Linked DNA regions of Homo sapiens: region 1 is linked to region 2. Evidence: chromatin contacts called from ENCODE Hi-C or POLR2A ChIA-PET data. All regions are on one chromosome and are shown on one strand. Each heading gives the region's core, a stretch centred on a gene start or an enhancer-like site at or near the end of the contact. The rest is flanking DNA. Distances are from core to core; before and after follow the strand shown.

Evidence for each region. Hi-C counts contacts between places; a loop is a spot of excess contacts on that map. ChIA-PET counts read pairs that join two places held with the same protein, here RNA polymerase II (POLR2A). Pooled maps may share reads with other maps.
Region 1: a loop to region 2 is called in a pooled map, with 4 times the contacts of the local background. The contact joins two enhancer-like sites. A Hi-C loop is called at or near these places in 3 of 50 pooled maps. POLR2A ChIA-PET finds 5 or more read pairs at or near these places in 2 of 52 experiments (CD8-positive, alpha-beta memory T cell and activated CD4-positive, alpha-beta T cell).

The regions. Positions count from the first base shown.
Region 1 is chr12:817,972-825,109 of GRCh38, forward strand. All of the region lies in intron 2 of WNK1 (WNK lysine deficient protein kinase 1), which reads left to right. Among named protein-coding and RNA genes, the nearest start is that of WNK1, 69 kb to the left of the region's middle. Within about 2 kb of position 5,485, at least 3 of the 41 ENCODE cell types and tissues checked have a DNase peak (open chromatin) inside an H3K27ac peak, as active enhancers do.
Region 2 is chr12:1,199,335-1,206,248 of GRCh38, forward strand. The region is part of intron 12 of ERC1 (ELKS/RAB6-interacting/CAST family member 1); the gene reads left to right. Among named protein-coding and RNA genes, the nearest start is that of ERC1, 210 kb to the left of the region's middle. Within about 2 kb of position 5,622, at least 10 of the 41 ENCODE cell types and tissues checked have a DNase peak (open chromatin) inside an H3K27ac peak, as active enhancers do.

The sequences.
Region 1 (7,138 bases), core at 4,235-6,734, 380 kb before region 2:
AATTTGGATTAAAAGTTGAGATAAATTTAGATGTATTTTTTTAAATAGACATGAAATTCAAATATCATACAATTAACATTTTAGAAAGTACAATTCAGTGGCACTTAGTACATTCACAATGTTTTGTAAGTACCACATCTATCAAGTTACTCAACATTTTAATCACCTCAGAACACTCTGTGCCCATTAAGCAGTTACTCTGCATTTCCCTTCCTCCAGCCAGGCAGCGTATTTTTTCTTTAATTGCACATTATCTAAGTTCTTTTTCTTTTTACAATTAAAAAGAAATTTTCAGTTTCTGAGCTTCAGAGGCTTATGCCAACAGGAGGGTTTATTAAGTAGAAAGAGCATTAGACTTGCAGTAGAAGTTGTGACTGCTCCCACCGCTGCCTCTGACCAACTGTGATTTTGGGCAAATAGCTAACCTTATTTGGGCTTCAGTTCCCCATGTGTATGTAAAACAAGTGGTTGGACTGCCTGATCTCTGGGACCAGCCATTCGTGGATGGGATTTTTTTATTGTAAAAAACATAACAAAATTTACCATCTTAACCATTTTTAAGTGTATAGTTCAGTAGTGTTAATACAAACACATTTCTGTGCAATTTCTAGAATGCTTTTCATGTCACAAACTCTATGCCCGTGGAACAATTTCCCATTTCTCCCAACCCTCAGCTCCTGACAACTACCAACTTTTTACCATCTCTATGGATTTATCTAATCAGGATATGTCCTATAAATAGACTCAAAGTATGTTATGGATCCTTGTGTTTGGCGTCTTTCACTTAGCATGGTGTTTTCGAGGATCATCGTGATTGCACGCATCAGTACTTCATCCCCTTTTATGACTGAATAACATTCCATTGCATGGAAATATCACAGTTTGTTTATTTATCCATTGATGAACATTTGGGCTGTATCCACCTTTTGGCTATTATGAGTACTGCTGCTATGAATATTTGTGCAGAAGTATTTTTTTGAGTACCTGTTTTCATTTCTTTTGGCTGTATACTAGGAATGGAATTGCTGAGTCATGTGGAAATCTTTGTTTAACTTTTTGAGGAGGCATCCTACCGGGAGTGACATGATACCTCATTATGGATTACATTTGCATTTCCCTAATGATTAATAATGTGGAACATCTTTTCATATGCTTATTGGCTATTTGTGTATCTTTGGAGAAATGTTTATTCAAGTTCTTTGCTCATTTTTTATTGGATTGCTTGTTTTTTTGTTGATTTATTAGAGTTCTTTATATATTTTAGAAATTAGACCCTTGTCCAGATCCATGATATGCAGATATTTTCTCCTATAGGTTGCCTTTTTTGCTCCTTGATAATGTTCTATGATGTACAGATTGAGTATAGTATCTCTTATCCGAAATGCTTGGGACCAGAAGGGCTTTGAATTTTTTCAGATATTGGAACTTTGAATTATACTTACCAGTTAAGCCTCCCAAATCTGAACTCCAAAATGTTCAAATGAGCATTTTTGTTGTGTGTCATGTTGGTGCTCAAGTTCAGATTTTCTATTGGAGCATTTTGGATCTTGGATTTTCTGATTTGGATGCTCAAGCCTGTGCCAAGTTTTAAATTTTGATAAAATCCAATGTATCTGCTTTGTCTTTTGATGGTTGGGCTTTTGGTGTCATGTAAGAGTCCATTGTCATAAATAACCAAGGGCATACAGATGTATCCCTAAGTTTTCTTCTAAGAGTTCTATCAATTTAACTTTTCTATTTAGGTTATTGTTCCATTTTTAAGTTAACTTTTGTGTATGCCGTGAGGTAGGGTCTGATTTCATTCTTTTACATGTTGATGTCCAGTTATCCCAGCATCATTTGTTGAAGAGACTTTTACCTATTGAATGGTCTTGGTACTCTTCTCAAAAATTATTTAATCATATGTATAGGTTTATTTCTGGACTCTCAATTCTATTTCATTGGCCTACATGTCTGTTCTTATGCCAGTACCGCATTGCTCTGATTACTATAGTAATTTTTGTAAATTTTGAAAATTAGAAGTGACTTCTCCAATTTTGTTCTTCTTTTTCACTATTGTTTTTGACAGTTGGGGTCTTCTTGAAATTCCATGTGAATTTGAGGATTAGATTTCCATTTCTACAAGAAAAGGCTGTTGGAATTTTGACAGAAATTGTGTTGAATCTGTAGATCATTTTGTATAGTATCACCATCTTTAACTATATTGTCTTCTAATCCGTGAACACAGGGTGTCTGTCCATTTATTTATGTCTTTTTTAATTTCTTTCAGCAATGTTTTGTAGTTTCATTATACAAGTCTTTCACATCCTTGGTTAAATTTATTCCTAGATCCTTTATATGCTATTGCAAATGAAATTGTTTTCTTAATTTCCTTTTCAGATTGTTAATTGCTGGTATATATAAATACAACTGATTTTTGTGTGTCAGTCTTGTACTTTTGTAACTTTACTGAATTCTTGTATTAGCTCATCTGTGTGTGTGTTCATTCTTTGGGGTTTTTTTTTTTTTTTTTTTTTTTTAAACAGATGGGGTTTCACTCTGTCACCGAGGCTGGAGTGCAGTGGTGCAGTCATAGCTCACTACAGACTTGAACTCTAGGCTTAAAGGATCCTCCCACCTCAGCCTCCTGAGTAGCTGGGACTCCAGGTGTGTACCACCATGCCTGGCTAATTTTTAAATTTTTCATAAAGATAGGGTCTCAATATATTGCTTATGGTAGTCACAAATTCCTGGCCTCAAGTGATCTCCCTTGCCTCTGGCTCCCAAAGTGCTGAGATTACAGGTGTGTGCCACCACACCTAGCCATTCTTTGGGATTTTTATATATTGGATCAAGTCATATGTGAATAGATAGTTCTTTCAGATTTGAATGCCTTTATTTCTTTTTCTTGTCTAACTGTTTTGGCTAGAGCTTGAATTATGATTAGCATTGATTATCCTTGTCATATTACTGATTTTAAGGAGAAAGCTTTTGGTCTTTCACCATTGAGTATATGTTAGCTGTGAGTTTTTCATAAATGTTCTTTATCATGTTGAGGAAGTTCTCTGCTATTCCTATCCTAGTTTCTTGAGTTTTTTTTTTTTTTTTTTTTTTTTTGGAAAGGTGTTAGATTTTGTCAAATGCTCTTCTGCATCAAGTTAGATAATCATGAAACCACTTCGTTCTATTAGTGTGATATATTATACTGATTAATTTTCTTATGTTGAATCACCCTTGCATTTCATAGATAAATAGTGTATAATCCTTTTACTATGCAGTTGGGTTTGGCTTGCCAATATTTTGTTGAGAGTTTTTACATCTACATTAATAACGGTGTTAGTCTATAGTTTTCTTTTGGTATCTTCAGTATCAGGGCAATACTGGCCTCACAGAATGATTTAGAAAGTGTTTCCTCCACTTTTGCTTTTTGGAAGAGTAGGATTTGTGTTAATTCTCCTGTAAATGTTTGGTAGAACTCATCAATGAAGCCATCCAGTCCTAGACTTTTCTTTGGAGATTTCTTGAAGGAATGTTCCATGTACAGTTGAGAATATATATTCACTTGTTGTTGGGCAGTGTGTTCTAAATATGTCTGTTACCTTTTGGTGGTTTATAATATTGTTCAAGTCTTCTGTTTTCTTACTCATCTTTTGTCTAGATGTTTTATCCGTTATTGAAAGTGGAATACTGAAGTCTCCAACTATTACTGTAGTGTCTACTAATTTCCTCCCTTTAATTCTGTGAATGTTTGCTTCATTATTTGGTGGCTTTATTGTTTGATGTATATAATTGTTATTTTTTATGGATTGGCCCTTTTATCAATACATCATGCTCTTCTTTATCTCTTGCATCAGTATTTTTACTTATTTTGCCTGATATTAGTTTTGCTACCTCACCCTCTTTTATTTACTATTAGCATAGAATATCATTTTTCTTTCATCCTTTGAATTTCAACCTATTTCTGTCCTTGGATCTATAATGAGTCTCTTGTAGACAGTATATAGTTGGCTTTTTTTCTTTCTTTTTAAAAAATCCATTCTGCCCATCTCTGTTTTTGGTAGGAGAGTTTATTTACATTTAATTAGTCAAAATGAATGATTTGCTATTTTGCTGTTTGTTTTCTGTATGTCTTATACCTTTTTTTTTTTTTTTTTTTTTTTTGAGACGGAGCCTCGCTCTGTTGCCCAGACTGGAGTGCAGTGGCACAGTCTCAGCTCACTGCAACCCCCGCCTCCCGGGTTCAAGCGATTCTCCTGCCTCAGCCTCCTGAGTAGCTGGGATTATAGGTACTCACCACCACGCCCAGCTAATTTTTGTATTTTTAGTAGAGACAGGGTTTCACCACGTTGGTCAGGCTGGTCTCAAACTCCTGACCTTGTGGTCCTGCCCACCTCAGCCTCCCAAAGTGCTGGGATTACAGGCGTAAGCCACCGCCCGCAGCCGTAATATATCACATTCCTAGAGACAGTCTTGTACTGTTTTTTGCTCCTTATCTCCTTCATTACTACCTTTTTAAATGTATTTATTTTTCTTTTGTAGTATACCATTTTCATTCCTTTCTCATTTCCTTTTGTGTATATATTTAGATATTTTTTCAGTGGTTACCTTGAGGATCACAATTAACATCATAAACCTCCAACAGTCTACCCTGAATTGATACCAACTTAGCTTTAATACAGCATACAAATCTCTGATCCTATACAGCCTCACTCCTCCTTCCCATTTTATGTTTTCATTGTCTCAAATTTTATGTTTATACATTGTGTACCCATTAGCATAGTTTTATAATAATTATTTTACATGCATTTGTCTTTTAAATCATGTAGGAAATAAAAGGAATTATAAACCAAAAATACATTAATACTGGTTTTAATATTTAGATGTGTGATGGACTTTACCAGAGATTTGATTTGGTTTTATGGCTTCAAGTTATTGTCTAGTGTTCTTTTATTTCCTCTAAGGATTCTCTTTAGCATTTCTTTTAGGGAAAGTGTACTACTGTCAAACTCTTCCAGCTTTTATTTACCTGGGAATATCTTAATTTCTCTTTCATTTCTGCAGTATAATTTTGCTGATATATAATTCGTGGTTGGCAGTCTTCAGGTTTTTTTTGGGGTTTTGCTTTTGTTTCTTTTAGCACTTTAAATATGTCATCCCACTGCTTTCTGCCCTCTATGGTTTTTGCTGAAAAATCAGCTCATAATCTTATTGAGGATCCCATGGTCATAAGTCACTTCTCCCTTGCTACTTTCAAGATTCTCTCTTTGTCTTTGCCTTTTAACAGTTTGAATATAGTGTTTCTCATTGTGGATCTATTTGCATTTATCCTTAGAGTTTGTTGAACTTTTTGGATGTGTAGATTCATGTCTTTTACTAAGTTTGGGAAATTTGTGGCCATTATTTTCTTAAATATTCTTTCTGCTCTTTTCTGTCTTCTTTATCTAGGACTCCCATTGTGTATATTTTGCTCAACTTGATGGTGTCCCACAGATCTCTTAGACTCTGCTCATTTCTGCTCCTCAGACTGTACAGTTTCACTTCCTATTTTCAAGTTTATTGCCTTTTTCTTCTGTGTGTTCGCATATGCTGTTGAAATCTGTTAGTGAATCTTCACAGTATTTTTCAGCACCTCAATTTCTACTTGGTTCCTTTTTAAAGTTTCTGTCTCTGTTGATATTCTCTACTTCAATAGAATATTCTTTGTACTCTTAATATTTAGCAGCCATTGTTCTCAGCATTTAGTCTGCAAAGTTTTGGCATAGGTACTATAATTATCCCTATTTAACCATGAGTTGATTGTTTTTAGTAAATATCTTAGTACTGAAGAACTGATTAAGAGCTCTGCTTATGAGAGTGGAGCTTTTCAGCAACTGGGCTTTGTCTTCAATGTGGTTGGGCAAAAATCAGTCACAATGGAAGAACCTGAAGTGCTTGATATATCAGAGACATCTTTTTTTTTTTTTTTTTTTTTGGAGATGGAGTCTCGCTCTGTGTTGCCCAGGGCGGAGTGCAGTGGCGTGATCTCGGCTAACTGCAACCTCTGCCTCCCGGGTTCAAGCGATTCTCCAACCTCAGCCTCCCGAGTAGCTGGGGCTATAGGCACATGCCACCATGCCCAGCTAGTTTTTATGTTTTTAGTAGACACCATGTTTCGCCATATTGGTCAGGCTGGTCTTGAACTCCTGACCTCAGGTGATCCATCCACCTCAGCCTCCCAAAGTGCTGGGAGTGAGCCAGCGTCAGCCACTGCACCTGGCAGAGACATCTTTTTTTTTTTTTTTTTTGTCCTATCTGCACTGATGGTGCCTAATTGTCACTTTTCTTTCTCAAGATGTGGTTGGTTATGGTGATTTTAATTAATATTCGTATTTTTATAACCACTTTTCATTCTCACCAAACTTAGCTTCTCTGAGTTTAGAAATGTTCCATTTGTAATATGGAGCAGATTGGATTCCTTCTTGTCCTTATACTTTCCTTATAAACATTGCTATAATAATCATGTTTGTACACAATTCCCAAAGAATAGGTTCTTAAAATGAAATGTGAATCATAATATATGTGTAATTTTCACTTGAATAGCAATTTAGACAAAGATATGATTCCCTCCTGCTAGCTGGGATAATCTTGAAGGTCTTTACTAAAATGATAGATATAATTTAAGTAGATCTTAAAGGATAAACAGGTTTTCTGTAATTAGGGAGGTGCTATGGGAATAGTTAAAAAAAAGAGAGAAGTAATATAAAGTTCATAGTAGGATAAGATACCCTTTTGTTTAAAAATAGGATGTTTATAAGGAGGACTAACGACAAATAAAATTTCCAATATTTTATTATAAAATTCTAAAAATTATATAGAAAAGGCAAAAGAAACATACAGTGAGCACACACTCAGCACCAAGATTCTGTTGTTACTAACTTTTTGCATCACTTGCCTTACCATATTATTAATATGTCCATTTATTCATCCTCCATCCATCTTATTCATTCCATAATAAAATAAATTGTAAAATAAAATAATTCAATATGCTTCACCCGTAAACCCTTCAGTATGCATTTCGTTAGAGTTCCAGTATTTGTGTACTTTATTTTTCTTTTACCTCCAAACAGCATCAGGATAGAATAAATTATTATTGTACGATTGAATGAGTTTTGACAAGGCA
Region 2 (6,914 bases), core at 4,372-6,871:
TCATCTGGAACTATTAGCTCTTGGCTTTTACATCATGATTAAACTTTAATTTTGTGGACTACCAAGACAACCTAGTGTGTATTTATAGTATTGTTTTTAAGGGAGTTATATTTTGATTTATAAACAACTGACTTTGTTAAAAAAAAAATGTTATGGCCAGGCACGGTGGTTCACGCCTGTAATCCCAGCACTTTGGGAGGCTGAGGCGGGTGGATCACCTGAGGTCAGGAGTTCGAGACCAGCCTGACCAACATGGTGAAACCCTGTCTCTACTAAAAAATAGGAAAAAAAAAATTAGCCGGGCATGGTGGCAGGCACCTGTAATCCCAGCTATTTGGTAGGCTGAGGCACAAGAATTGCTTGAACCTGGGAGGCAGAGGTTGCAGTGAGCTGATACTGTGCCATTGCACTTCAGCCTGGGCAACAAGAGTGAAACTCCCATCTCAGAAAAGAAAAAAAAAAAAAGTTATGTGATCTGTTCATAGGATTTGGGCTAAATTCTGAGCATACTAAGAACACCCTTGATTAAAAACAAAAATCAACAAGATTAGCCCAAATCCTATGAACAGATTACATAACTTTTTTTTTTTTTGGAACACAAAGAATGAATGAGGTCATTTTCCTATCATGCCAGTAGTGATTTTTAATCTGGGAGTGTTATTTGCACATGTGTATGTGTAAGAGAAAGAGAACTTTTCTGATGGCATTTGGGAAAATAGCTGCCAGGCTTCAACTTAATGCCTAAAGATTATTGCCTTTTGAGTTTTTAAATTTTCTTTTAAAGATTTCACAACTAGTTTCTAAAATTTTTATACAATGAAAATGGAGGTTTTTATTTTTCATAAATCTTCTAAAATGTGTTGGCAAACTTGAACTAGTTTATAGGATGATATTACCAATTTTTGGCTTGATAGCAGTCAAATTTTGAAGATGAATGCTTTTTTTCTTATCTGTCTTTTCTTATTCTTTTCTCTTTGACTGAAAGTTTTGTTCCCTTTATTTGTTTGTGGGAATCTGACCTATTTTAAATGTTACTTTTTTTGAAAAAGAAAACTTTACTGACCTCCTTTCGCTAGTAATCTCTCTTTCCTTTACTTGTGCTTTTCCAGTAGTAACTATCACATTCTGTCCTGTGACTGTACATTAGAGAGACCAATGTATATATGTTATAAAAGAGAAGTAGCACTCTTTTCTCATTCTGCTATCTAATCATCTCACATTTCCTTTTCTTTTTTTTTTTCTGAGGCGGAGTCTCTCTCTGTCGCCCAGGCTGGAGTGCAGTGGCACGATCTCGGCTCACTGCAAGCTCCGCCTCCCGGGTTCACACCATTCTCCTGCCTCACCCTCCTGAGTAGCTGGGACTACAGGCGCCCGCCACCACAGCCGGCTAGTTTTTTGTATTTTTAGTAGAGATGGGGTTTCACCGTGTTAGCCAGGATGGTCTCGATCTCCTGACCTCGTGATCCGCCCGCCTCGGCCTCCCAAAGTGCTGGGATTTCAGGCGTGAGCCACTGCACCCGGCCCACATTTCCTTTTCTTACCATTGCCCATAATATTCAGACCCTTTAGGAGTTAAAAAGAGAGATTCAGTAGTCTCCCATACCTTGATATTATATTGAAAATATTTTTATATTTCTTTTATATGTACATAGTATGTTTACACATGTACATGTTTATATATGCATACATATATATTTGCACGTTTTTCCTTCTGTAAAAATGTAAGTACATTCATCTGCCTATATTCTTATACAATTTAATATAATTCAGTTGAATTACTTTTAGATTTGTAGATTAAACAAAAGTGTAGATAACTTTCCCTTTCTCCTTTTTGTCACAATGAAATGCCATTTCTGACCTTGTTTTTGTATTTTAACATCTCTGAAATTGGGATACACGTACAAGTAAATGGCATGGTATAATCTAATTGGTATAACTTTTTTTCTTTCTCAGTAATATAAAATACTTTTTACTATGATGTGTCTTCTATCCTTGGTGAATTGATGTTAAGAATGCATTCAAAGAGTGAATAAAATTGTTTTGTTGAATGTGGGAGTAGGAGAAAGTAGTATTTCTAAATTAATATTATTTTGTCATATATTTCATTTTAAATGTACGTGTAGTAACCAAGTGAATGTATTTACTAGTATAAATTGTAAATTAGATATTTGACGGGTTTACCTATATGCTGAGTTTGTTTATTTAGGTTGACCAAAAACGGTTTCTTTTGGACCATCTCCTTGGCAAAATGGGCTTTATGATATTACTTTATGTTAGTATCCCATTATATTCAGGCATCTGTTGCATAGTGTAACCCGGAAATGTAAACCTAGGTATTTAGTCTTTATTCTGGTAAATATTTTTCCTTAAATTTTGAATTGATAGTCATTTACTGTGTCTTCAAAGATCTACCATATAGAAATTAAGCCGTATGCAAGATTGACATAAACTGCTATATAATTCATGAGGAAAGTGTCTCTTTAGAGAAAAATATTCTTACTTTTAAATTTATGGATATGCATCTTCAATCCATGAAGTATAGTGTCAGAGAATATGCTCTTAATGTGGTTAGAGTGGAAGAGAGATGACTGGGGCTGCGGATGGTGGCTCAGAGTAATTATATAATATGTGTTCTTGCTTGAGGGAGAATGGTCTGTGTTTAAAAAATGAAAAAACTGAAAAGGAAAAGAAAGATACCAGCATATTACAACTGAAGATGACTGGTTCTTTATCTGATCCTGCTTGCTTCAGCTTGCTTTCTGGGGAAGCTGCTTGTTTCTTTCTTCTTCCTCCTTGATGAATATCATAGACTTCCTTTAAAAGGAGAGTAAGTTACAAAGCTTTTTGTAGTCAGTTCTGTTAGGTTATCTTCCCAAAGTTTCCTGTGGGCACAGCACCTTATAGTTTGTTACTGTGGTCTTACAGGAATCTGTGTTTAATGGCTACTGTAGTGTTTCACCTAAAAGTATAAAGATTAGGATTACATATAATTCGATGTACAGATTTTTTCTCCTGAAGTTATTTCCCAAGAGTTACAGTTTAGCCGGACGTGGTGGCTCATGCTTGTAATCCTAGCACTTTGGGAGGTGAAAGTGGGTGGATTGCTTGAGTCCAGGAGTTCGAGACCAGCTTAGGCAAGTGGCGAAACCTCGTCTCTACAAAAAATACAAATATTAGCCAGTTGTGGTGGTGTTTGTCTATAGTCCCAGCTATTTGGGAGGCTGAGGTGGGAGGATCACTTGAGTCTGGGAAGTAGAGTTTGCAGTGAGCCAAGATTGCGCCACTGCACTCTAGCCTAGGTGACAGGTGAAACCCTGTCTCAAAAAGGAAAAAAAAAGAGTTGTAATTTGATGCTAAAGTGAAATATGATTCATGAATAATAAAGTAGGTAAAAATTAAATTAATAATTAAAGTTGCTCTCTGGCAGGAATGCATTCCATTTTTTCCCATGGATTTACCCGTGTGTTATGTAAAAACTTGCATACAAAGAAGACTCAGTTAATGTCCTTGTTCATCTAAAATTATTTTGACTTCCTGTGTCACAACCAATGAGATAGAAGGATCATTGGGAACAATCATTTAGAGATCGGCTTCTTTCTGCCTTTGAACATTGTCTGCATTTTACACAGCGTTATAGATGCTAAACGTTCATGGAGTTTTATAGACTCCTAAGGAAGCATCATAAAACAGATAAATTATGCCCAGGTGAGATGTCAGCAGACCTACATTCTTACTCTTTTTGAGACGGAGTCTTGCTCTGTTGCCCAGGCTGGAGTGCAGTGGCACAATCTCGGCTCACTGCAGCCTCCACCTCCCTGGTTCAACCGATTCTTGTGCCTCAGCCTCCTGAGTACCTGGGACTACAGGCGTGTGCCACCACGCCTGGCTAATTTTTGTATTTTTAGTAGAGATGGGGTTTCACCGTGTTGGCTAGGCTGGTCTCAAACTCCTGACCTCAGGTGATCTGCTTGCCTCGGCCTCCCAAAGTGCTGGGATTACAGGCGTGAGCCACTGCGCCTGCCCGGCTGCTACATTCTTATTCTGTATCTGCCACTCAGGCACCATGTGATTGCCAGCAAGTCGTTTTGTTTCTGTTTTTCATCTCTTCATGTTACAAGGTAACAAATCTTGTCCTTCTTATCTGTTTTTATTCTCACAATGACTTTTTAAAACTTGTAAGTACTGAATTATACTTTTGCAAGACATCACTAAGTCTTAGAAAACATTAAAGTATAAATGGAAATGGTGCTTGCATTCAAGAAATAGATATTTTGTTTCAGATTCTTAAGGTACAATTTAGACCATGAAGCTAATCCAGATGATACTGGTCGTTAGAAGCCCTAACTATTTGGAGGATCATACTAATTACAGTGAAACTGATTACTTTTTGAAAAGAGAAAAACTGCTTGTTGTTGTAAAAGACAGTAATGAACTGTAAGGGCTACATGCTGTGCAGGAATATTAAGCATGACTGCTTTATATCTCCTACTGCTAAGCAGCATTGGAACTGAATTGATGTAAACAAGCCTGTGTATTCTTGTTCATTATTGCTTTTAGATTGCACCATTTGAGGATTGTGGTAGATTTGGAGTGAGAAGTACTAGTTGTTATTAGGAGAAAATTATGTTTTAACATTTGAGAAAATTATTTCAAGTACATTAAAGTTCTGTATTCTACAGAAGCTGTGTTTTTCTGCTTTTGCTTTTAGATAACTTGGATTCTCTTAATGGAATGGGGTGGTTAAGGCGTAGTTAGTTATAAGGTGGGTGTCTATAAAACTAAGCAGACTAAAATTGTGCAGTTACTTAAAGCCAACTCTGACTACTTAAATGAGAATGAGATGGCTAACCTTCTCTATTTTTCTTAGTGTTTAAGAAATTGTTTTTTTTTTCCTGCCCCAGGAAATGGTAAATTTTAGACAACTTTTTTTTTTTTGAGAAACTTTCATTAAAATACAATGGTGTAATCTAATAAGAAAGTAAATTTGTTGAGAGTTGAAAATCTGAAATAATTCTTTTTTAGTGACTGTATAGAATTTGTGACTCCTTCCCTTCTCTAATCCTGCATTTTATGATGTCCATGAATAATATTTCTGAATATTGTCCTTATTAATTCTTTCTAACTTTCTTTTTCACATTTTCTTCCTGGATTTCCTGTTTCCTTCAGTCTCACCTCAAGGTCAGTATGCTTGCACTAAAACAAAGATGATGTGATTGAGCGTTGTTTGCGAATATTGTCTTGAATTCTTACAGGGAACTGAACATATTTCAGGAGAGGGATATCTAGAAATCTAGCTGTGAGGATAAAATGTCAAGGGTATTGGGTTTATCAGAAGAGTGTGTTCAGATTTTTGTGCTTTGAAAAGGTAGTGTGAGTAGTCAGAGAGCAAGAACCAGATGGCCAGGTTTTGACTGAGAGAGAAGTGGAGATGAAAAGAGCATTACGAGGAAAGAGGAGGGGAAAAAGAATTGTGTTAATGTAATTGAACATTCAGTGGAGACATTCTGGCTATTAAACGGGGTAAAGTGCCGCAAAAATGATGGAGGGAAAGTCACAACTGCCTATAGCTTTATAGAAGAAACCTTGAATTATTTACTGAGACGAACTTTCAGACACACACACACCCACATCCTTTAAATTTTGGTTTCATTTTGTGACTCTGCTGGGTGGTAGAACTAGTGATAACAAAAACAGCAACGATTACTGCTATTTATATGTGCCAGAGGCACTGTAGCGGAACATATTTTGTTTCAGTTGATCTTAGCAACTATGAAGAGAGATTTATTATTTTGATTTTTTAGTTGAAAAAGCACAAGTGCAGAGACCATTAAGTAACTTGCCCATCTTCATTAGTAAGTAAATAGTGAGAGAAGCGGCACAAAACAAAAATCTGCATTTAAAAAGTTACTTATTTTGCATATGAGCCATGACAATATAAAGTGTGAGGATTTCTGATAGGATTCAGAAATGAGCCTGTTAATATCATATGTGTTTTACCTAGCAGCTGCCTAATAATAATAGCGATTATATATATGTGTGTGTGTGTATATATATATATATATCTGTGTGTGTGTGTGTGTATATATATATATATAGATATATATTTGCTGTTTATAAAAGCACCTCTTTGACTCAACAGCTAGCATATGGGTTACACTGGGATAAGTGTTAAAAGAGTTAGCCCGCCAAAAAAGAAAATAAATTGAAAAAAATTTATGCCCCCTGCCCATTTTGAGTAAGCTGTATTCATTACAGAAGGAATCTTAAAGTGTTTGTAATAAAAATAGCAAACACAAATACTGCATTTAAAAAATAGATTTTCCCGTTTCTAATCTAAACATTTTCTCCACATATTGTAGTAGAACAGTATGGGTACCACTTAAGTAATTCCAATTAGGTGGCAAAATCTGAAAGCAGTTGAGTTTTAGTATAAAAATTTCATGAAGTGTTTTGCCTTGTGTTTAGAGAACTTTCATCTCTAACTTAAGCTTCAAGCTGACTCATTTTAGTGGGAAGTTTTATCATTTGTCCCATAGTTAGTCCTTTGCACGACTGGTTTTGCTCTCAGTCTCTCTAAATGAAACCCTGGGAAAAGCTTCAGAAGAATTTGACCGTGAAGCCATTGGTATATACATAATTCACTGAGTTACAGGTTATATTAATTGTAATATTGTTAGCTGGTTTATTTTAGTTAACTTTTACCCAGCAGCAAATGCCATTAAATCATACTTATTTCTAAATAAGTTTATTTTCCAAGGAATACAAAATAAAATAGTCATTGTTTTTTCAGTGGCAAAGATCATCTTAGCTGTAGTATGCAAAAGTTTAAAGTCTCTCTTCATTCCAGATTATGATTTAGTGCAGTATTTTTTTTCTAGATAGAAACATTTTACCATTTTAATTGTGGTTTTGCC